Linked DNA regions of Homo sapiens: region 1 is linked to region 2. The links are chromatin loops, found by intact Hi-C in ENCODE. Cell type or tissue: GM12878. All regions are shown on one strand. Each heading gives the region's core, and the rest is flanking DNA. Links, peaks and the distances in the headings are about the cores only.

Evidence for each region. Hi-C counts contacts between places; a loop is a spot of excess contacts. Peaks named below come from ENCODE experiments on the same cell type or tissue, not always from the same donor. Only the 100,000 strongest peaks of a DNase experiment are listed, where the experiment ranks them.
Region 1: a loop joins it to region 2, with 2.7 times the contacts of the local background. A loop is called at or near these places in 2 of 110 quality-filtered maps.

What each region holds. Positions count from the first base shown.
Region 1 is chr10:100,665,295-100,677,488 of GRCh38, forward strand. No RefSeq gene overlaps it. Among named protein-coding and RNA genes, the nearest start is that of PAX2, 74 kb to the right of the region's middle. RefSeq lists a silencer at 5,797-5,976. In GM12878, for the core only: a CTCF peak has its summit at 5,882 (motif pointing right); no DNase peak of the experiment used is centred there; H3K27me3 peaks cover 694 bases.
Region 2 is chr10:100,556,960-100,569,153 of GRCh38, forward strand. It overlaps HIF1AN (hypoxia inducible factor 1 subunit alpha inhibitor), which reads left to right. Exons shown (of 8, transcript NM_017902.3): 8 at 1-3,039. Among named protein-coding and RNA genes, the nearest start is that of HIF1AN, 27 kb to the left of the region's middle. RefSeq lists enhancers at 4,950-5,588, 5,347-5,426, 5,537-5,586, 5,589-6,226. In GM12878, for the core only: CTCF peaks have their summits at 5,191 and 6,207; a DNase peak (open chromatin) is centred at 5,232.

The sequences.
Region 1 (12,194 bases), core at 1,307-9,306, 110 kb after region 2:
TCTCTACTGAAAATACAAAAAATTAGCCGGGTGTGGTGGCGGACGCCTGTAGTCCCAGCTACTCGGGAGGCTGAGGTGGGAGAATGGCGTGAACCCGGGTGGCGGAGCTTGCAGTGAGCCGAGATCACACCACTGCACTCCAGCCTGGGCGACAGAGCGAGACTCCATCTCAAAAAAAAAAAGAAAAAGAAAAAAGAGCTGTATGTAGGAAGCTGTGACTGTTACTCCTGGGCTTCTGTGTCCACAAACATCCTGGCCTGGGTGGTTGACATCTGGGGCTGGGTTTCAGGAAAGGAAAAAGAACAGGCGGATCTTGGCATTCCTACCTCAGCTCCATCTCAGAAAGTTTGGTCCTTGGGGAGCTCCTTTCTCTGAAGTGGAAAACTAGAACATCATTGGGGTGAATCCCAGGGAGGACACCCAGAATTTGCTCCTCCCTTTAACCCTTTCCTTCCCAGATGCTTTAGCCTAGCACTGTTCAATAGAAATATAACGTGAGCCACATATGCAATTCAAAATTTTATAGTGACTACATTTCCTCTTTAAAAGGTTAAAAAAAAAGGTAAAACTATTTATTTAGGCCTGGTGCAGTAGCTCATGCCTGTAATCTCAGCACTTTGGGAGGCCCAGATGGGCGGATCATGAGGTCAGGAGACTGAGACCATCCTGGCCAACATGGTGAAACCCTGTCTCTACTAAAAATACAAAAATTAGCCAGGTGTGGTGGCATGTGCCTGTAGTCCCAGCTACTCATGAGGCTGAGGCAGGATGAGGTACGAGAATCACTTGAACCCGGGAGGGAGAGGTTGCAGTGAGCTGAGATCATGTCACTGCACTCCAGCCTGGGCCACAGAGTGAGACTCTGTCTCAAACAAACAAACAAACAAAAAACCAAAAACCTATTTCTTTATTTATTCTAGAGATGGGGTCTTGCTTTGTACTCCAAGTTGGTCTTGAACTCCTGGACTAAAACAGTCCTCCTGCCTGGGCCTCCCAAAGTGCTGGGATTACAGGTATGAGCCACTGCATCCAGCCTACTTTTTAAAAACATACTTATTGGCCAGGTGCGGTGGCTCAGGCCTGTAATCCCAGCACTTTGGGAGGCTGAGGTGGGCGGATTACTTGAGGTCAGGAGTAATCCTGACCAGGCTGTGACCAGCCTGAGACCAGCCTGGCCAAAATGGTGAAACCCCGTCCCTACTAGAAATACAAAAATTAGGCAGGTGTGGTGGCGCATGTCTGTAATCCTAGTTACTCAGGAGGCTGAGACATGAGAACCACCTGAACTCAGGAGGCGGACGTTGCAGTGAGCCAAAAATGTGCCACCATACTCCAGCCTGGGCAACAGAGTGAGACTCTGTCTCAAAAAAAAAAAAAAGTCGTTATTTATGTTTTCTTTTAGAGATGGGGTCTTGCTATATTTCCCAGGCTGGAGTGCAGTAGCTATTTACAAGTGCAGTCATGGAGCACTGCAGCTTTGAACTCCTAGGCTCAAGCAATTCTGTAATTTCCCCACCTCAGCCTCCAGAGTAGCCAGTTGACCATCAAGCCAACTTTTTGTTTGTTTTTAGAGACAAGTCTTGCCCTGTTACCCAGGCTGGAGTACAGTGGCGCAATCATGGCTCACTGCAGCCTCAATCTCCTGGGCTCAAGCAATCCTCCCACCTCAGCTTCCAGAGTAGCTGGGACTACAGGCATGCACTACCACACCCAGCTAATTTTTAAAATTTGTTTTAGAGATGGGGTTTTGCTATGTTGCCCAGGCTGGTCTTGAACTCCAGGCTCAAGAAATTCTCCTGCCTGGGCCTCCCAAAGCGCTGGGATTACAGGTGTGAGCCACTGTGCCTGGCCCCAGCTTAATTTTGATAAGATATTTTATGTAAACCAATATAGCCAAGTTAATATCATCTTAACATGTAATCAATATTTTGTAAAGAATTAACATGTTTTACATTTTTCATAGTAAATCTTTACAAATTGGTGTGTATTTTTCATTTACAGCACATTTCCATTTGGATGAGCCACACTTCAAGTGCTCAATGTCACACGTGGCTAGTGGCTACCATATTGGGCAAGACAGATCTGCAGCCTGGCTTGGCTGGTTTCCCACAAGCCAGTGAAGGGTGGCGTGTGTGCTGGTGGGGGCTGGGGGAACAGGGAGCAGTGAGGGTTGGAATCACTGCACTCTTCATTCTCTCTCTACCTCAGACCCTGCCCTTGCGGAGCCTTCGGGCTCCTTTCCCCACTGATGGTCACAGCCTAGACAGGTGGATTCAATGTTGGAGTCTTCCTCGAGGAAGTTCTTCCCTTTGTGTTGCTTCTGAGGTTCCTACTGCAGGTGACAGCCAACCCTTTCTCATGAGGGCCCCCTCATCCTCTTCATCAGAGAGAATCTGGGGTGGGAGGAGAGAATCACATAGAAACTAACTGGGCAGGGCGTGGGGGGTGATGGGAGACATGACAGGCTAGAAAAGCCCCAAGTGCTGAGGAGGAGCGGGGAGGGAAGGAGGGGTGGGTGGCTTAGGAAATGACCACAGAGTAAAGGCAGCATTTCTAAAAGGTGACTTTTCAGTACCTTGTCCCCCTTATTCTTTTGAATTTTCTGTCTCCTCAGCCTCTCAGATATCTTGGGCCCATCTAGACCGCCCCCTCGTTTCCTCCCATCCCTTCATTTCCCTCCTGCTCAGCCTCTCATCACCTCCACCTCCTGGCCTCAGTCTCTCTCTGTCCATCTCTCTCCTTCCTACCCTTCACCTCCTCAGCTTACTTCCTGCTCTCAGACTTCATCCTCCACATGACCCCCCAGCCCAGGGTGATGGGGCTGGGAGGAATTTGGGGAATAGAGACCTGGAATGGGGTATGAGACCTGAGCCGGCAGCATCTCCAGGAGAGAGAAGGAGGCAGGACCCTCCCAGTCCCCTCCCATCCTCTTACCCCTCCTCCCGCCCCTCCCCCCACAGGGCTGCAGTGATTCCACAGTCTCGGGGCTTGAGGGTCTCGGGGCCCCTCGCTAATGTAAGGTTATTGTAATTGATATGAAGGTAATTGATAATGTGTTACGGTGAATAATGTCTTCAATTTTCTGCTAAATCCCATTTTTTGTAGCCATCTGGGCTCCTCCAACTGCCCCCCTGGGACGCTGGGTAATAGAGAGTAATTATTCTCAAGTCATTTACTTTTTCAAAGTGTTTAGTGCTTATCTGTTTTACAATTAAAATGGAAACGACCCTGATTCACTTCCTTTCTTTTTCATTTAAATAGCACTCACCCCCCCACACCCCCACCACACACTCTCAGTCACACACAACCACACGGGCACACAACCCTCCAACACACACACACACACACACACACACACACACACACACACACAGAGTCTTCTTGTATGCGGCAACATGTCCACATTCAAAGACTTAGAAATACATGCATATTTTCTTTGTCAGTCACACACACAGGCACACATATACAACTTTACATGCAGACAGGGACACAGCCTCAGTGACCCAGCCATACGTACCCTTTGCCATTCTCCTTTGGAGTGAGAGGATGGGGGTGGGCATGGTCAGGGTGGAGGACGGGGGAAGGAGATCTTGGATATGTGTCTGAGTGTGCAAGGTGATGTTCGAATGTGGAAGGTGAGCATCTGTGTGTACACTTGAGTGTGCTTGGCATGTAGAATTCAGAGTGTGGGTTCATATGCAGCTAAAATGTGCAAATTTAAAGCAGTCGTGTGAGAGCAAAGTCACAACTTTGCTTTTGTGTTTGAACATGAGTTATTGGTGTATGGAGTGTACGGAGCCAGTGTTCATACCCAGTAACACATAACGAAGGTCCGGGCGGTGCAGCCCCAGCTTGGACACGCCGTCCTCAGGAGGGGGCGAGAGAGGGATCCAGAGGCGCCTGGCCCAGGACCCAGAGAGCCCTCCACCTCACACGATGAAATTCAACCCATTTATATTTCAACAGAAAATGTCACAGAAAATGTCCCCTGGTGGGAGAGACGCCAGGGGAGGAGGAGTCAGGAAGTGAGAACAGCTCACACCAGCCCCTCATGCAGCCCCACCCACCCACTGGCTCCTCCAGCTGTCCTTCCTCTCCCAGGACCCTCTCTCTGACCCCCCTCACTGACCCCTCCACTGCTTGCCCCTCAAACCCTTCAAAGGACCCTCACTGAGCCCTGGTTCTGGTGTCAGGCATGGCCCTCCATGACCAGAGAGCTTCCTGCCCTGCCCTGGGCGGTTCCCCACTGGGGGTGCTCTATGGCCACAGACACCTGCATGAGTGAGGCACTGACCTATGGGAACCAAAGCACGACATCACACACCTCAGATCCTTCCACATGACCAGGCACGACTTCTCTCCACTGTCACACGGGCCCACGGGAGGACAACTGAGCCCCTGCACTTGTGAGAACACTTCAGGCTCACTGGGGTCGCCTGCAGTGGTTTAGGGACCTGCTTCCCACTGTACAGATGGAGAAACTGAGCCGCGGTGTGGGCCAGCATGGCCATGGGGCCCGAGACGCTGTGAGGCCAGCAGTGGCCTATCTGCTTTGCTGTGACACCTGCTCTGCTGTCCCCAAAATCTCCTGCTTCCAGGTCTCCATGCCTTTCACACATTCTGCTGCTGGACCAGTGATGAGGGGCATGAGACCTCCCCCTCCTGGATAGGCTGACCAGGCAAGGCCCGCTAAGGTCCAAAGAGGACCAGGCTGTGGGAGTGAGACCCTAAGCTGGTGAGCACCATTAGCAGAGCGTGCTGTGGGTTCTGGTTTTAACTTAACTTTTTAAAAATGCGGGGTGGGAGGGCTGCCATTTATGGGTGGAGGGTGCCTCTTTCTGCCTTTTTTGGTGTCTCATACTCTGGGCATCTGCCTTGGCCTCCTCCCTTCTGTCTTGGAGTCTGTTTTTCCACAGTGGTCTTTTTTTGGTTTCAATTTCTGCTTTGTCTTGTTCTATGTGTCTTTGGGCTCTCTCTATATATACACGCATGTACGTATATCTCTCTCTCTAAATTTGAGAGAGAGATAGATAGATAGGGAGATGGATATATCTATATATCTATGGATATATCCCTGTCTGTCTGTCTCTCCCCTTTCCCAGGACCCTGTCCCCCTGCTCCGAGCTGTCTGCCTGGCATCTGCCTCCCTCTCTGCCTCTGGTGCCCCTATCAGTGTCTCTCACTCTGTCCCTGTCTCTCCCTCCGTCTTTGTCTCTGCCTCTGTCCCTGTCCTGTGGCTCCCTCTGTCCCTGTCTCTCCCTCTGTCCCTGTCCTGTGTCTCCCTCTGTCCCTGTCTCTCCCTCTGTCCCTGTCGCTCCCTCTGTCCCTGTCGCTCCCTCTGTCCCTGTCCCGTCTCTCCCTCTGTCCCTGTCCCTGTCTCTGTCTCTGCCTCTGTCCCTGTCCCTGACTCTCCTTAGGCCCCTCCCTGACTCAGGCCCCTCACACCTTCCGAAAAGTAAACATTTAATTTTTTTTTTTTTGCTGTTAATAGATTTAATGTTCATTTGTTGGTAGCCCAGGGGCAGAAACGCGTGACATTTCAAATAATTGTTGTTTCAGGGGTATCCTCTGGAGGGAAATGCGGCAAAAGTGTGGAGAAGATTTAAGCAAATGACTGTGTCAGCTTCTATTTACTCCTGACAGGATCGCCGGGGGCACGGCTGCGAGATAACCATTAGCGCAGCCGCCGATAAAGCGGGGAGGCTGCATTTCCAAAGGCTCCGCGGCCATTACGGGAAAGTTAGTGTGAAACATGTTAAATTATCCCCAAAGTGGAGGGAGCGGGGGAGGCGGCGGGGGAGCGGGCGCCCGAGAGAGCCACGAGACCCGCCGCCTCCGCCGGGGCCGGGTGACTGCGCCGTGCCCGACACGCCGACGTCCACCAGGGGGCGGCCGCGTGCGGCCCGAGCCTCGGTCTGCGGGTCCGGAGGATGGGCTGGCGGCCCGAGCCTTCCTCGCACCTGCGGGCGCGGACCCACCCGAGGCCGCCGGCTCCGGCTCCGGCTCCCTGCCTGGCCCCTCTGCCCAGCAGGAGCAGCCCGGCACCCCCGGAGAGCGATAGAGAGGCGGGGGCCTGGGTGGGGTCGCCAAGATCAGCCCCATGGGGTCACAAGAAAAGGCCTCATTGTGAGGCTCTAGCTGAGGCTTGGGACAGTTCAGCCTCAGCTCTTTTAGAGCCTCTGCCTTGAAGACCCAGCTCAGGTCTCGGCGCGGTGGCTCACACGTGTAATCCCAGTACTTTGGAAGGCGGAGACGGTGGATCACCTGAGCCAGGAGTTCGAGACAAGTCTGGGCAACATAGCAAGATCTCGTCTCCAAAATTAAAAAAAAAATTTTTAATTTAAAAATCCACCTCAGGTGTGTGCAGGTAACACCTATATGTGCCAGTGCCCAGGTTTGTGCAACATCCTGAGACGTGAGTTCACCTCTCAGCTCTGCCTTAATTAATTGGGTGGCCCTGGGCAAGTCCTCTGGGCCTCAGTTTCCCCATTTGCAAAGTAGAAATAATATATCTGCCCCACATACCTCACTCCCTGAGGATTAGTTGAAGTAATGAGACTATGTAAAAGTGATCTGAGAAACCATGCAATGCAATACAAGTGACAAGTACTGTTATTAAGTGTTAGTTATTATTAACATTCTGCTGAGTCCACAGGGAATACCTGTGCACAAAGGCCACAGGTGGGTGCACCAGTGCATGGGAAATAGGATCCCGATCACAGCTCTCTCCGAGGTCGGGGGTCGTTTTTCCCACCCCTCCTAGTTTTGCTCCCGTTAAGCCACACTTCTGGTAAATTAATATCTATGGGCTAGCATGACAGAGGAAACAGTGTTCCAGGCTAGCCCCTGCAAAAGCATGCCTATAGCATGCCTGGACCAGAACAGAGCAATATTGGCTGAGAACACTGTCTAGGGAATCTCTAGAGGGACCATGTGAGGCAGGAGAGAGGAAGAAGGGGAAGAGGAGAACACCTCTCCCCTTTGTGGTAATGGTATCTCCAGACAGACATCAGACTAATTTTCTTTCTTTCTTTCTTTCTCTTTCTTTCTTTCTTTTCTTTCTTCTTTCTTCTTTCTTCCTTCCTTCCTTCCTTCCTTCCTTCCTTCCTTCCTTTCTTTCTTCCTTTCTTTCTCTCTCTTTCTCTCTGTCTCTCTTTTCCTCTCTTCTTTCTTTCTCTCTCTCTTTCTTTCTTTCTTTCTTTCTTTCTCCTTCTTTTTTTTTCTGATGGAGTTTCTCTCTTGTTGCCCAGTCTGGGTGCAATGGGAGCGATCTCAGCTCACGGCAACCTCCACCTCCCGGGTTCAAGCGATTCTCCTGCCTCAGCCTCCCGAGTGGCTGGGATTATAGGCATGCACCACCATGTCCAGCTAATTTTGTATTTTTAGTAGAGACGGGGTTTCTCCATGTTGGTCAGGTTTGTCTCGAACTCCCAACCTCAGGTGATCCACCTACCTCGGTCTCCCAAAGTACTGGGATTACAGGCAGGAGCCATCATGCCTGGCCCCTTTCTTTCTTAAAAAAGGAGGAGGGATGCCCTAAATATATTGAGATTGTGGCATCACTTACATTATATTTTAGCCCCTGACACCCATGAAATCCATTAGCAAGTCAGTGCCTTGAAGAGTGGCCATTTTTATCACATATTCATCCATTTTCAATACATTTTCAGATTTCCAGGAGCTCTGAAGTTCCCCTAAATTCGCCCAACATTTTTGAACCTCTCCCACAGGTCAGACCTACTGCAGGCAAAGGGAGATTGAGACTACCAGGCTACCCTTGCCTTCCCGGAGTTCACTGTTGAGGAGGGGGCTGATGTCTCCAAATGATGGCAGTTCCTGGTGAGTGCTGAAACAGAAGCACATACAGTGCTGTCTATTCAACAGGGGAGTGGAGAGTGACTTCCTGAGGATGTCTGGGCATTTGGGAGGTGGCATTTGAGCTGGAGGCTTGAAGGATGGGGCAGAGTTTTTACTAGGTGGTAGAAATGAACTACCAAATAATAATAATAATCCATGTGTACTCCCCCCTCCAAAACAACAAAAGCAACAAAAGCGATAGTAATGGCACTTAATCTGTGGCAGGCACTGTGGCAGGCACTTTGCACTAATTGCTACATTTGATTTGTTATTACAACCATGTGGGACAAATACTATTATGTACCTCACTTCATAGATAGGAAACTAAGGCTCTAAGAGACCCAGTAACTTGCCTGAGGCCACACAACCATCTAGCATTGAGATTAAATGAAGTTGAATGCCTCTCTCCCCTCCACCCCCCCATTCCAAGACCAACTTTGACAAAAGGCTGAATTTGCCTTTCACAAAGGTCATGCACCCCCTCTTCAACAACTCCATGTTCATTCAACTGTTCCCTGCATGTCTACTAGGTGTCACACATTGGGCTGGCGCTAGGGGTACAAAAATAAGATGTAGACCCCTATCCTCAGGGAATAGTCCAGTCTAGTAAGGAAGACCTACACTAGTTAATCAACCACATAACAAGGTGCAAAATGCAAGTCTGAGAAGCCCGAGATTGTGGCCATAGACATGAAGGTCAGTGGCAGGTACAACTTACAAATTTGGGGGAGACAGAAACAGTCAGATCATAGTAACAACCATCCTTGAAGAACGTCTCCTTTGCAGGGATAGGGGACAGGCACCTTCCAGGAGACAGATTCAGGTTCTTTTCCTTTTCCTTTATTTTTTGAGATAAGGTCTCGCTCTGTCACCCAGGCTGGAGTGCAGTGGCATGATCTTGACTCACTGCAACCTCCGCCTCCCAGGCTCAAGGGATCCTCCCACCTCAGCTTCCTGAATAGCTGGGGCTATAGACACACACTACCATGACCAGCTAACTTTTCTATTTTTTGTAGAGATGAGGTTTCGCCATGTCACCCAGGCTAGTCACGAACTCCTGGACTCAAGCAATGCACCAGCCTCGGCCTCCCAAAGTGCTGGGATTACAGGCATGAGCCACCTCGCCTGACCTGGGCTCTTGTCTTAAGAAAGAACTTTCTAATCATTACAGCTGCCTGAAACAGAAGAGACCTATTTCAAGACAGAGTGAGTTTCCTGCCCTGGAGGCATTCAAGTAGAGGCTAAAGCCCCCCAAAATGGGACTAGTGTGGGGAACAATGAAATCCTTGGCTTCTAGGATCACTTACAGACCCAAGGTTTTAAGGAGTGTGTCCCCAGAGGAGAATGATTTCAGGCACTTTCAGGAGGATTATTTTCACCAAGAAAGTAAAAAATGATTCAGGCTGCACACAGGGAACCTTTCTTATGGACATAGGGGCACCAAGGACAGAAGCAGGCCTAGGTTTTCCTCCCCACAGGGTGTCTCTGAAGCCACCCCAGTCTTGCCCAGCTGCCCCCCTCCCCTATGTCCAAGCCCACAGGTTCTCTAGGTGACCCCCATCTTCTCACTCTGGTTCCAAAAAATGAACACAGATCATTTGAACACAGGCAAGGGGCAGGGCAGGAGGAAGAGGACACAGTTTGCAGTTGTAGGGCATTTGGGATGCTACCATCAAGGTCACTGTGACTCCCAACACCTTTGCTGTGGAGGTGTAATCCTGGGCAGTTCCTAAGGAGCCACTCCCTTGTTCATTGCTGTGCTGTCTGTGCCAAGCAGAGACTGGCACAGAGAAGGCACAGCATGCAGAAAGCAGCTTTCTTTCTTTCTATTTTTAAAAAAAGACAGCCAGGCATGGTGACTCACATCTGTAATCCCAGCACTTTGGGAGGCCAAGGCAGGTGGATCACCTGAGGTCAGGAGTTCGAGACCAGCCTGACCAACATGGAGAAACCCCGTCTCTACTAAAAATACAAAAATTAGCTGGGCATGGTGGCGCATGCCTGTAATCCCAGCTACTCAGGAGGCTGAGGCAGGAGAATCTCTTGAACCCGGGAGGCGGAGGTTGCAGTGAGCCGAGATTGCGCCATTGCACTCCAGACTGGGCAACAAGAGCAAAACTCCATCCCCCCAAAAAAAAAAAAAAAAAAAAAAAAAAAGAGAGACACATCATCACTGTACAAATTGTAAACTATATAGAAAATATAAAGAAAGCCAGAAATAAAGCCCACTGGAGTCACAGAACCACTGTTGCTATTTTAGTGACCATCCTACCAGAAACATCTTTCTGCCTTTAAATAAACATATATATAGGTGTGCAATACAAACACACTAACATTGTATGTTCTGTTCCATAATCTACCATTTTAATCAATAATACAGCATGAACACCATTCTGTTTCAATAAAGAGAGCTATATGATTGTTTTAGTAGTTGCATTATAGTCCATTGCATTATGTACTGAGCCAGTCTTCTGTTGACAAACATCTAGGTTGTTCTCAGTTTTGCACTTTTAAAAAAAAATTTTTTGAGATGGAGTCTTGCTCTGTTGCCCAGGCTGGAGTGCAATGGCACAATCTCGGCTCACTGCGATGTCCACCTTCCAGGTTCAAGCAATTCTCATGCCTCGGCCTCCTAAGTAGCTGGGATTATAGGTGTGCACAACCACGACAGGTGAATTTTTGTATTTTTAGTAGAGATGAGGGTTCACCATGCTGCCCAGGCTGGTCTTGAACTCCTGATCTCAGGTGATCCACCCGCCTCAACCTCCCAAAATGCTGGGATTACAGGTGTGAGCCACCATGCCCAGACAGTTTTGCACTATTTAAAACACCCTGAGATGAATGTATTTGCAGACAGATCTTTTTGCACTTGTACAATTATCTCCTTAGGGTAAATTCTTAGAAATGGAATTATTGGATTCAGGCTGGACACAAGGAACCTTTCTTAAGGACACAGGGGCACCGAGGATATTTTATATTTGGGCACACACTGTCAAACTGCCTTTTCCAAAGGTTGTACCTCTGTATATTCCTATCCAAAGAGGTTATTATTAGTCCTTTATCCTTTGCTTAAATCAAGCTTGTCCAACCCATGGCCCGTGGGCCGCATGCAGCCCAAGATGGCTTTGAATATGCCCCAACACAACTTTGTAGGCTTTCTTAAAACATTTTATATATATATATACACACACATATATATACACACACACACACATATATATACACACAGATATATATACACACACACACACACACACACACATATATATTTATATTTAGCTCATCAGCTATAGCTAGTGTTAGTGTATTTTATGTGTGGCCTGAGACAATTCTTCTTCCAGTGTGGCCCAGGGAAGCCAAAAGATTGAACACCCGGGGCTTAAATGAATGAGCACTTTCTTGAAAGACAAAACAACAACAAAAACTTTGATTCAGACCAGTTTCCTGCCTTTATCTCTCTCTCTCTCTCTCTCTCTCTGTGTGTGTGTGTGTGTGTGTGTGTGTGTGTGTGTGTGTGTGGACACATCTGTGATTATGAAGGTCTAGGTAAGCCTTGTTTCCTAGTATAATTGTATATCTGTCTGTGTTCTCTGTATAATCATAAATCTCTACCTAGTAAGCTGAAGTCCTGAATGAATATTCTTAAGAAAGGGTTATATTCCCACCTCAGTGCGGGGATGAGGTCTGTTTCAGCCTCTCCAGCCCCAAGGATATTCTCCCATTGTCAGTCTTGCCACTATCTCTGAAGTCTCCCGGCCAAGGCTGTTAGGGAGAGGATAGAAAGGGAAGCTACACTGGGTTTGCCCACAGTGGGACCTCAAGTGTTAACTTCGATTTTCCTCAAAAGGTGTCCCTGGACTGGGTGCAGTGGCTCATGCCTGTGGTCCCATCACTTTGGGAGGCCAGGGTGGGTGGATCACCTGAGGTCAGGAGTTCGAGACCAGCCTGGCCAACATGGTGAAACCCCGTCTCTACTAAAAATACAAAAATTAGCCAGGCATGGTGGCATGCGCCTGTAATCCCAGCTACTCGGGAGGCCGAGGCAGGAGAATTGCTTGAACCTGGGAGGTAGAGGTTGCAGTGAGTTCAGTTGGAGTGCCACTGCACTCCAGCCTGGGCAACAGAGAGAGACTTCGTCTCAAAAAAAAAAAAAAAAAGTGCACCTGATACCGTGGCTGAGGGGCATAGAACCATGGTGGAAACAGTGCACTACAAGTCACTCTAGAGGCCCCCACAAGGGGAGGAAAGCGGTGAGGGTAAAATGTCTAAGGTTCTTCCTGCCTGGGGGGCCTGCTCTGCAGAACCCTCCCCTACTCTGCTCTCTCTGTCAGTATCCC
Region 2 (12,194 bases), core at 1,693-9,692:
TCTGACTCTCAAGATAATGGTGCTTGAAGTGAAATCACAGAAGAGATGACTGGGGCAGGAAAAGCAAGATGGAAAAGATAAAGTTGTGGAAGGGACTGAAAGTCCATGAAGTGCTGGGCTGGGGACAGAAAGGGTTTAATAGGGCAGGGTCTTGAGGAACAGGAACAGAGACCTTGGTTCTGGGTTGCCATCTGATTCCCAGAAGAGTAAAGGAAATGGGGCAGGAGGATGTCTGTGGAGGACACAGTGTGGCTGAGTGGAGAGAACACAAGCTTCTGGCCAGTGAACCTAAGTGAGAATGTCAGTGGACTTTGCACAGGCTGGGTGCCTTTGGGGGTGTTCATCTCGCTATGCTTCGGTCCCCTCATTTAAAAAAATTGGTTAATAATATGATGACCTGCCAATGTGTGTGGAAATACTATGTAAACTGAGCACTATATAAATGCTGGTTGTTGAGATATTGGGAGTGGGGGTTTCGGGAGATTTTGTTTGTTTGTTTTTTTGAGATGGAGTTTTCGCTCTTGTTGCCCAGGCTGGAGTGCAGTGGCGTGATCTTGGCTCACTGCAACCTCCACCTCCTCCAGGTTCAAGCAATTCTGCCTCAGCCTCCCGAGTAGCTGGGACTCAGGCGTGCGCCACCATGCCTGGCTAATTTTGTATTTTTAGTAGAGATGGGGTTTCTCCATGTTGGTCAGGCTGGTCTCGAACTCCCGACCTCAGGTGATCTGCCTGCCTTGGCCTCCCAAAGTGCTGGGATTACAGGTGCGAGCTACCACACCTGGCCCTGGATTTCTTAATAGGTCCTCTTATGTGGCTATTGAGAATGAATGAGACAACTCATTAACTAACTAAGTTAATTCAGAACTTAGTGCCTAGTAAGTGCTCAGTAAATGTTAGTTTCTTTTCCTCCATTTCTTCTTAGGAAGCATCGTTTACCCAGCATAAACAGGAGGACTCAACTGTGCATGTCTTAGTGTGAACAAGTAACATCAGATTTCCCTTTTCTGAGGAGAGATCAGTTCTGTAAGAGGGAGCATGAGTGTGAATGGGGAAGAATCATGGAGAAGGGAGCAGGACTCCACAGTACTGGAGATGGAGTAGGGACCTCTGGGAATCGTTGGCATGGGGGTGTGGTGCAGAAAGGGTGATGCTAAGAGGTGAGAGTCTCAAGAAAGAAGATGGGTGTTCTAGAGGGGAAAGCTAAACGATGATAGGCAATGAGGAGCGGAGGACAAGACCCTGAACTAAGGGTGAGGAGGCCAGCATTCTGTCAGGAGAACCTTAGGAATTGTGACCAGAAGTCAAAGTTGTTACAGCAATCCTGCATTCAACCAGGTTTCATCTGAAAAACTTAAGAGTTGCTAGGCACAGTCGTGCACACTTGTAATCCCAACACTTTGGGAGGCTTGAGTCAGGAGGAAGCTTGAGGCCAGGAGTTTGAGATCAGCCTAGGCAGCATAGTGACACCCCATCTCTTGAAAAAACAAACACTCTTAAGAGCAGTGGTTCACCTAGAAATAAAAAGCAGAAATCATCAAGATGAGAAGACATTTTGTGTTTTGACAGCCAAGGAAATTTGCCACTGAGACAAGGTATCTGACAGCCTAGATGGGATTCTAGACTTCTGTGAGAAAGTGCAGTTAGGCCCTGAATAGCGTCAAACTCAGGGATGTGAGCTGACTGACTGCCTTTTTATGTAATGGAGGCCATGTGATAGGGCTTTATGAGGCCACAAATAGCACTTTCTGGGTCCTTTCACAGTCTAGTCAGTGGCCCAACCAACATATCTGGTTGTTCTGCAATCTCAGTCATCTGAGAAGATAACCTCCAAAATACATGCAGTGGCATCAGGTGTTTCCTTGGTAGGTGTGCATCTTTTAATGATGGAGGACTTAGGATGAAGAACAGGTGTGTTTAAAAACATCAAACCCCCACATCATTACTATTTGCTGTAAGGATCTATGCAGTTTGTATTTTAAGTCCTTGACATATGGAAGAGCATTTGTGAGAGTAACAGGTTTGCTTTGTAATGCCAACTAAAAAGTGTGTATTTATACTCGAATTTTAAGTTGAAATTTTGCTAAGTTTCTTTTTTTTTTTTTTGAGACGGAGTCTCACTCTGTTGCCCAGGCTGGAGTACAGTGGTACAATCATTGCTAAGTCTTTCTGTAGTTTTAGAACATTTAGAACAACTTAAGATTTCCTGTATTTATAAACTTAATTTATTGGAAATATAAGTACTTGATCAGGTTTTGTCTTGGTCAGATAAATTAAGTACTTAAGGAAATCAAATACATTAATCATATAAATGCCATTTAAGTGTTTAAAGGAGTTTAGTTAAATGTAAGTTGGATCAAACATTAAACTTTTTTGTTTTATAAGCAAAATAATAAGATTTGTTAGCAGAACTTAAAAGCTTAGAAAAGAGAGGATTTTGGATATGTAACTTTGAAGAGGTGAATAGTTTGCTCTTTTCTGAGACAGGGCATTGCTTTTCGACGCAGGCTGGAGTGCAGTGGGGCAAGCATGGCTCACTGCAGCCTCAACCTCCTGGACTCAAGTGATCCTCCTGCCTCAGCCTCCCATGTAGCTGGGATCACAGGCACATGCCACCACACCTGGCTAATTTTTTATTTTTTGTAGAGACAGGGGCCTCACTTCATTGCCCAGGCGGATCTCGAACACCTGGGCTCAAGCAGTCCTGCCTCAGCCTCCCAAAGTTCTGGGATTACAGGCATAAGCCACTGTGCCTGGCCTTGAATATATTTTTTAACCAAAGTAATTTATGAATATAAATTGTTTCTATATAACCCAAAGTCACTCTCATTGACATTAAGAAACTCAGAGAGTGGGTTCTAAATGTAATATTACCACACACCCAAGTCACTTAGCCTCTACAAGTACCACGTAACTAGCAGCCGTTAAAAGATGGCCACCGCTAGTCCAGTCGGCCACAGACATGGTTTTGTTTGGCCAATACAAGTTTTTGAAAGTTTTAAAAAATTGACAACATTAAAGATCAGAAACTTGACCTAAAAAGATTTCTCTCTTTGGAAAATCAGATCTGGCAGTAATGAAATCGCCTTTCCCATGTGACAGCAGTTGGCTGGAGCTGAAGAGCAACTGCCCCCTTGGCTGTGTTCCTTTCAGTTTGTCAATCTCCACTCTTCACTGTTGTACCCTAGATCTCACTCACGTGACCTGTCTGGCCCACATAGATATTTGAGGGTATGGCCCTGAACTTGAGGCACTCTGGAGTTGCTAACAACTGATGCTGGGCAGCCTAGAATAAGGGCTCAGGAAAAGTGTAGGCCCTACCTCTCTCTGTTCACATCATTCCCCCCTCCAGCCAGGCTGTCTTCCCAGCTGACCTGGCTCCAGGACTGATTCCAACCCCTATAGCAACTGTGTAAGAAGTCCCCAGGCTCAGGCTTCTCAGTGTTCACTGCTCTTGTCTGTGACCAGGCACTTTGCCTAGGCTCTGACCTCATGTCTCAGTCCTTTTGAACATTCTGGTCACCTGCCTAGTTTGACCGCAGCCTGACTTTGGTCTGTGAGGGGTCCTGGGCTCTCTGCTTTATGCAGCCACCATATCTGATCTTTGTGATGTGGTTGTGAATCTTCTGCTTCTATCTCCACCATCACTGTCCACTGCTTGGGCAATATGGTTGCTCAGCTGAGAGATTGGCAGCCCAGATTGCTAAAGGCTTAGGAGACATGAAAGGTGAGTTTGGAAGTGTTTGGATTTTCAAAAGAAGGACAGAGGCAGAAGCCAACCACAGTTTAAGGGGGCAGCTAGTAGAGAGCTTTTTAGGCAAGGGAGGCCACTGCACATTTATAGGCAGAGAAGGTGGCAGGACAGAGAATTTAAGAGAATGAGGTCTCAGAGGAGGCATAGGATGATGGGATATGAAATAGCAAAGGCACACCCAAGGTGATCCTGAAGCTCAGAAATATTAAGTCATGCAGGAGGGGGCACCATTGGAAATATAATCCCCTAAAGTTATGAGTAAACAAATGATGGTGGGGTGTGGAGGGTAGAAAGAAGGCCTAAGCTTGATGTGGGGGCCACAGCCTGGGCAAGAGAAATTTCCAGCAAAGCCTCTGACAAATTTCTGACAAAGCCTCTCATGTTATCTAGTTGTGGCAGAAGCATCTGAACCAAATGGCTAGGAAGCTTGGTGAACAGTCAGACCCAGTGAGGGTTGATTAATGGATCCATGTCAGCCTAGACTAGAGGGAAGTCTCCAGCAGTATGCCTTAGGGCTCAGTCTGGGCCTGTGTCCTCTCTGACATTTTTATTGACAACTGACCGAAGCAGCAGGCTCATCAAGTTTGCAGGTGATAGAGCTAGGAGGGGCAGTTAATACTTTGCATGAAAGAGTCAGGATTCAAAACGATTTCAACAGGCTGGAACACTGGGCTGGAACCAACAAGATTAAACTTAACAGGGATAAATGTAGAGTCCTGCACTTAGGTTAAAACAAAATCAATGACATAAGTACCGGTTGTAGGGGTTGGCCCAGCTTGACAGCAGTTCATGAAGAAAAGACCTGGGGGGTTTAGTTGACTGCAAGCTCAATATGAGTCAACTGTGTGATGTGACTGCTAAAATCCTAACACAGCCATGAATTGCATTAACCAAACGGAGCAGCCAGATCAAGGGAGGTGTTACCCCACTGCTTTCTGAGATGGTCAGGCCACCTCTGAGCACTGGGTCCAATTCTGAGGTCTTTTCCCCTGCTAAGGTCAGTGACAAATGAGAATATTTTTGATAGGAAGCCACCATGGCAGTGGGCCTGAATACTGTCCGAGACTTGCCAGTGATTCTATGGTGCTGAAATTTCTGGAATGAAGGACAGGAGTCTAGAATCTGAACCCAGGCAAAGACTTTTATCTGGAGCATATTTCTAGGATTTAGGGGAAAATTTGGGGTCTGCATTTCCTCACTTCCTATGGCTGCCCAGAGGCATTGGCCTGTGACTCTCATCCCTGGCCTTCCTGAGGTCAGGGGATTAGCGATTAGTTAGACGGGGTCTAGGGTAGAGGTCAGCCTGAGGGGGCGGCTATAAAACGAGTCATTGAGGTGGGAGGGAACCTGGAAATTGGGACCTCACGCACCATATTTCCCGCGCTCTCCCCTGGGACGTGCCGTCCCTGCTGCAGTCGCAGCGTGGCGCCCTCGCTCCACGCAGGGATCCTGAGCCAATGGCGGAAGCGGAGTGCGCGGCGAGGTCGCAGTTGCGTTTCTCGCACTCCCCACTGCGGGGAGCCCGTGGGCCCCGCACTGCAGGGAAGCTGCCGGCCCAGGTCTCCTGGGTGGCAAGAAGACGCCTGTGGTGTGGAAGAACCTCGCCCGCAGCCCAGCACGTGTAGAATCCAGATGTGGCTTCTGCTGGAGCCACGTGTTCCGGCCTGAGCGACGTCGCACGTGGCCTCCTGGCCGCAGAGCCCATGGCGCGGGGGGCCACTCTTCTGACGCAAGGGTCTGTGGGGCCGCGCAAGAGCCTGGGGCCCCCGACCTTCCGCCGACTGGCCGTGGGCTGGCCGCAGCCCAGCTCGGCTCTGTCTCGAGTTCCTTCGCTGTTCAAAGCAGAGTGGCGGCCACGTTCGGGGGCACTGGGGCGAGGGGTCGGGCGTCGGACGGGGCCCTGGGTCTGTACCGTTTCGGGCTCGCCGGAGGGGCTGCAGGCAGGGCGGGTTTCGGGTTCCACCGCCAGAATAATTCGGCAGTTCTGGATGGGGCCCAGGAATTTGTATTTGTGACCAGTTTCCCAGGTGAGTCTGAGGTCCGTGGTCCTCTGACCTCGTTTAGGGATGAGATCTAGTCCTCAGAGCCCGGGGCGGGGCTGCCGAGGACACCGGCTTGCTCTTCAGGCAGCTCTGGCCCGGGTGGCGGGAGGAGGCGGCCGGGGCTGGGATCCGGGCGCACCCTGGAAGCTCCAGATGGGCGTTGGAGACCTAGGGCGAGATGAACCGAGGACCGTCCATGTGTGTGGGTGCCGCTCAGGAGCGGGGAGGTGGGGGTGTGGGTGGACGGGCGTGTTGAGGGTGATGGATTGCTGCAGGGAGTGGACTCAGCCTACTGGGAGGAGTGGGAGAGGGGAAAGAACTGGAGGAACGGCGGAGTCCGTTGGCCTTTTCTTGGAGAGCTGGAGATGGAGGTTGGTTCTGTCCTGATGGGGGCAGGAGGACGGGTAATGGAGGCTGCCATGCTCAGTGAAGCCCCATGGGGGCAGCCATGCTTTGTGGTTTGTGGTGAGGCACTGAGCCCCAGGATACTGACTATTCCCTTTTTTGGAGAAAGAGGGGAAGAGGATGCTCCTTAAGAGCTTCTAGGGGAACGTTTCTGCCTCCAGGGGGTTTAGGTGAACTGTGTGTGTGTGTGTGTGTGTGTGTGTGTGTGTGTGTGTGTGTGTGTGTGTAGGTTAGCATATTGGAGATTTTCAAGGGAGTTCGTCTCCAGGACACTTCCCTCACCCCTACATCCACACACAGTATCTTATGATCCTCTTGGTTTCTCTTGGGCCTCAACTCCCCAAAAGGGGGGCACTCTTGTCAGCAGCTCACAAACATGTGGATATCTGCTAACTGAAGACACTCTGAAGACTTTCCCAGAGGAACGTTATAGAAGGAACCCTCAAATTCCAAATCCTTGAATATTGGAGCTGGAAGAGAACTTACAAACCATCTGATGCTGTCTTCCCCAGCTTGGTCTTGGAGAGTAGACACCTTAAGTGAAGGCCGAGCTTCGTAAGCCTCTGAGGATCCCAGTACCTGGTGTGGAGACAGGACTTGTGCATTGCCTAGAGAAGGGAGAGACACAGCAGAGTCAAGCGGTGGGTGGTGAGCTTTGATGGTGAACACCTGGGAGCTCAGAGGTGGGTAGGAGCCTATAAAAGAAGGCCCCTTGAAGGAGGGAAGCTAGAGCTGCATCTTTAAATGGGGAAAATTTATCTTTTGTGTTTTTCCCCCTGATTATGAATTTATGAAAATGAAGAAAAAATATATTGGGGCCGGGTGTGGTGGCTCACACCTGTAATCCCAGCACTTTGGGAAGCCAAGGCAGGCAGATCACTTGTGGCCAGGAGTTTGAGACCAGCCTGGCCAGCATGGTGAAACCCTGTCTCTACTGAAAATACAAAAATTAGCTAGGTGTGGTGATGCATGCCTGTAATCCCAGCTACTTGGGAGGCTGGGGCACGAGAATTGCTTGAACCCAGGAGGTGGAGGTTGCAGTGAGCCAAGATTGCGCCACTGCACTCCAGCCTGGGCAACAGAGCAAGACTCTGTCTCCAAAATATGTATATATGGATGGAACACTGTGACATGTTGGTCTTCAGGGGAGCAAAGCTACAGAGGCCTGAATTTCCTGAGGTTTGGAGGGCAGTGAAGAGATGAAGAGGACAGCTCTGACCATTGTTGGAGCACAGTGAGCTCGTAGGGCAGAGGGGTCTGGCTGCAACAGAAAGTATCTGGCAACAACAGGAGGTATGAGGCTGGAACCCAGGGGAAAGAAACAGGGTTGGGCTCAGCTTCATAGAGGTAGTGAGGATTAGGCAGATGAGAACACCCAAGGAGAAAAGGAGAGAAAAGAGGGTTTGGGCGGGGGGTGGGTAGGTGTGAACATGCCTGAGAGTCATTTCCCAGGTAAATAGGAGTGGAACTGAGGGTGGAGTTCAGTGAGAGGGAGGGAGGAAGAACGACACAGGAGGGGTGGGAACCAGGGTCACCTCTGAAGAGGGGTTTGAGTGCAGGAGACAGGAGTGAGGCCCTAGTGAAGGTCATTAGATTTGGGGATGAAGAGGTCAGCAGAATGGTAGGGGTTAGAGGGTGAGTTGGTGGAGAGGAAATGGGGGCATAGCAAGTATAAACTGCTATAGGTTATCCGTTGAGAAGTACACAGAGGACTGGAGACAGGTTGGGGTTTTGAAAAGGAAACTGCAGCAACGCTTTTTTAGCCAGGGGAAGAGGAGCAAATCTGTAGACAGAGGACATAGGAGAAGGGGCCACTGGAGAGGGGGAGATGGAAGCTACCAGAGAGAGCAGACACTTGAAGGAGCTGAGTTCCAGAGGGAAGGGGGGACAGGGCCTGCAGGAGGTTGAAGCCTCAGAGAAATGGGGAGAAGGAGGGGAAGTCATGGGGTTCAACCTGGACCCAGGTTTTGATCTCCTAAAAGTAAGAGTAAAGGTTGAGGTTGGCTTCTTCAGGTAAGGGTGGCCAGGGTGAGGCTGGGCTGGACGGACACAGAGGGAGGGGTGGAAATGCTGTTGTGAAGAATTTGTTTGGGAGTCAAAGGAGCAATCTAGGCGTGTGATGTACTGCCTGGTAGGGCGGAGGTGCAGTGCAGCTGGGCTGGGATTTGCCTTGGGTGAAGCTGATGCTGCATCTTGGGGCAGGATGGAGTAAGCAAGCCATGGTCTGACCTGATTACAAATGATAGGCTCAGTGCCAGGCTGAGGGGCCTAGGGGCCAGGACACGATGAGGACAGTGAGGGGCCTCCCTGGGGAAGGGAGGGACAACTGCCAGAGCCTGGCCCAGGAGGGCCCGATAGACGAGTATGGGCAGCCATGCAGTGTGTGGGGTCAAGAGCCTGGACCCTGGACTCAAGAGCCTGAGTTCAAATGTGAGGCATTGTCATTGTCATGATTTTTAAGTATCTGAGGTAGGCTATGAGTGGAGGGAAGGACAGGAGGAGGTACAGAAAGGGAGTGCTTGCTTCATGCCAAGGAGTGTTCTATATTCACGAGTCCTTTCTAAACCACCGCGAACTAGGTACTGTTTTATCATTTTACAAATTAGGAAATTGAGGTTCAGAGAAGGGAAGTAACTTGGCCAAGGTCACACAGCCAGTTGGTGACAGTTGGTTTTCGAAAGGCTTTTTTTCTGTTGCTTTGATAACAGTCCCTTCTGAGAAGTGGCTCCAAAGTCTGACTTTCTGCTATGCCTTTTCATCAGCTACTTACTAGGTAGGTGACCTTGGGCAAGTTACTTAATTTCTCCCTCAATTTTCTCATCTGAAAAACAGGAATAATAGTAACACTATCTCATAGGGTTGTAATGATAATGAATGAATATATGTAGAAGATTTGAAAAAAAAAACAGTGTCTAGTACATAGAAAGTGCTGCTTAAGAGGGTGCTGCCATTGCCAGCATCCTCCTCCTCCTCCTCCTTCTCCTCCTCATCATCATCACTCCTTACAGCCTCCAGCCAGAAGCTAAGGACTTACAGGCAGGTGAAAGAAAGTCCTGAGGCATATTAGTCATTTAGAGAAGGTCCCATGGGGAAAGGCAAGAGAGTAGCATCCAACCAGTGGTTCTCAACAAGGGACATTTTTGCTGTAACAGTGTCCTGGAGGAACTACTGACTTTTTTTGTGGGGGTAGGGAGAGGGAGTAATGGGGTGGGGCAGCAGGGAATTACTGACTTTTGGTGGCAGGAGCCAGGAGTGTTAAAAGTGGCCATTCATACCCAGTTGAGAGTGTGGAGAAGTTCAGCTGGAAAGGGTGCTTGGGATTTAACTCCTCAGAAGAGTTGCAGCTCCAGCTATTGGAGCAGCTGGAAAAGGTATGGAAATGAGCTTGGAGGTCTGTGAGGGGCTGGAAAGAATCAGACTTAGGAGGGGGCAAGGCTTCCTGGAGGGGAGGGTGGGGGTGAGGCAGGCTGAGGGATCTGGACAGTAAGCAGGGGCAATGGAGAGCCATGGGGTTCTGGATGAGGGACATGATGTATTTGGGGAGATCACTCATGCAGCCAGGGAAGAGGTTGGGTTAGAGAGGGATAAAAAGGGGGCCCATTTGGGGATTGGGAACAACCCCTAAGGCGGTAAAGACACCTGGGCTGGTCTGGGGTTTGGGGTTGGAGCATGCAGATAAAAGACCACACTGAGGCACATTTGAAGGAAAACTCCGTGTGAAGATGAAGGAGTGGTGAGTGGGCTGGGCTGGCCCTAGCAGGTGCATGACCTGGGAAGGAATTCTGGGAGAGATGGGCTGGTCGGGGACTCAAGGTGATCACAGTGAATTTCAGGTGATGCTGGGGAGTCTGGGAGCTGTCTAGTGAGGGGCTAGTGATGCCAGTTGGAAGTTAGGACTGAAGTACCAATTTGGGAGTCATTTTTCCACATCTATTGACACTCAATACACATATAAAATAGGGCCCCTTGGAGGGTCATTCCTATGGGGTTGCTAGTTGAATTTGAAGTCTTGCTTGCAGACGAATTTGTCATAGGAAAAAGCGGAGGGGTAAAGCACTGGAAACCTGCATCCTAAGCCTGGCTGGGCCCCTTCTGCATAGCGAGGGAGTGAGGAGAGAGCTGCTGGGAGAGTCAGCGAGAGGTTGGAGAACTAGGAGAGGGCATTGCCAGCGCTGCCGGCTGCAGGGAACAGGCCTAGGAGCTGGCAGAGTAGCAGGGTGGAAGCCAGGAACAGTGGAGCTGCTGAGGGTGAAGATGACTCAGGGGCGGGAGGAATTTGGGAGTTCAAGGAGAGTGGACCGAGCCGTGGTTCAGGAGGCAAGTTGAAGAGGGTGTGTACATGAGAACGGGGCGGTGGTGGGGTGCGGAAACACTGAGGCCTGCAGAGGGGAAGGGAGCAGGAGAAGAGCGTTTCCCTGAACTAGGGTTCACAGGGAACCACCCCCAACCTCAGCCAACCTCAGGTCCAAAGTAGTGGATTTCTCCAGGCTCTATTCTCTGACTTCCACCTCCCCGCAACACACACACTTGACCCCCAATTTGAGGCTATTTCCTCTGCCCTGGCCTCAAGGAACATGGAGAAAAATAGCCTGTGTCCTCACTCATCTGGCTCCAGGGGATTCCCTGCCTCCTCTGCCCTCAGCATTCCCTTCCCTAGGAGAAAGCTCTGCTCCCGTAAGGTGACCTGACTTTAGAGTTTTTCCTATTTGCCATCCTCAGTGCATATGGGCTTTCAAACAGTGTGTGGGCCACCCTGCATCTCCCACTTCCCCCAGTCATCATCTGCCACTGCTATTCAGGCCCAACTAGGCTTTTCTTGGCTGTTGCTTTGATCACAGTCCCTTCTGAGAAGTGGCGCCCCGACTCCCTCCCCCACCAGCTCCCTGGTCTCTTTGAGTCTGTCACCGGAGTTAGGAATCTGCATGGGATGTTGAAAACTCCTCTCCTCTAGGAATCCTCCTCCAATTGGGCTCATTCAATTCTTATTGCTCCTTTCCTCGGTTGAGTCTGCAGATATGGAGTCCACTTAGATAACTTTGCAGATAAAAAGCAGCTCGTGCTCTGCTATCTGACTGGGAACCATTTTTGCCTCTATTGCATTGTAATATTCTGTAAGGGAACTAGAGCTCACCTAGTCCAGGAGTTTCCAAGGATATTTTTAACCTTAGAACCTTCAATTCTGAATGTACACACACACACACACACACACACACACACACACACACACACATACACACAGAGAGAGAGAGAGAGAGAGAGAGAGAGAAAAGCAGAAATACGTTGGCTGAAATTTACCCTTGCTCTAACCTTTACCCATAGCAGCCCTAGACACCCCTGAGAACCCTTAGAGCTCCATGGAGCACATTCTGAAAGCCCAATTTCTTCACTTACAGATGAGAAAGGCCCAGAGAAGTGAAGGGACTCTCCCAAGGTCACACAGCAGGAGCAAAAACTCAGGATTCCCCCAATTCCCAATTCTAGCATTCTAGGACTTATTAACATCCAGCCAAGCTCTCCCTCTAGTGTTTTTTAAAAATGTAATTTGTGTTTTTCATTCATTCACACAGCAGATATTTACTGAGCACCTACTATGTGCCCAGTACACAGTCTGCCCTTAAGACTATTAGGTACAAGTCCTAGGAGTCAATGGGAAGCAAAAACAGACACTGTCTGCCCTCATAGGGCTTTCAGTCTAGTGGTAGGGACTGAAAAACTTCATGTGTGAGAAGTGCCACAAAGGAGAGATCAATGGTATGATAAAGAGGGCTCATTAATGGGGGATTTAACTTAGTTAGAAAGTAACCCACAGCTGAAAGCTAAAGGTAAACTAGGAGAAGAGAGAAGAGTGTTCCAACAGATCCAGCAGCAGCACATGCAAAGCCCCTGTGGCAGCAGGGAGTGAGATGGGGTGAAGGGGTGAGAGAAGGCTGGTGTGGCTGGAGCTCCAGGAGCCATGGCCAGATGGGCAGGCAGGGGCCACATACCAGATGGGCTGC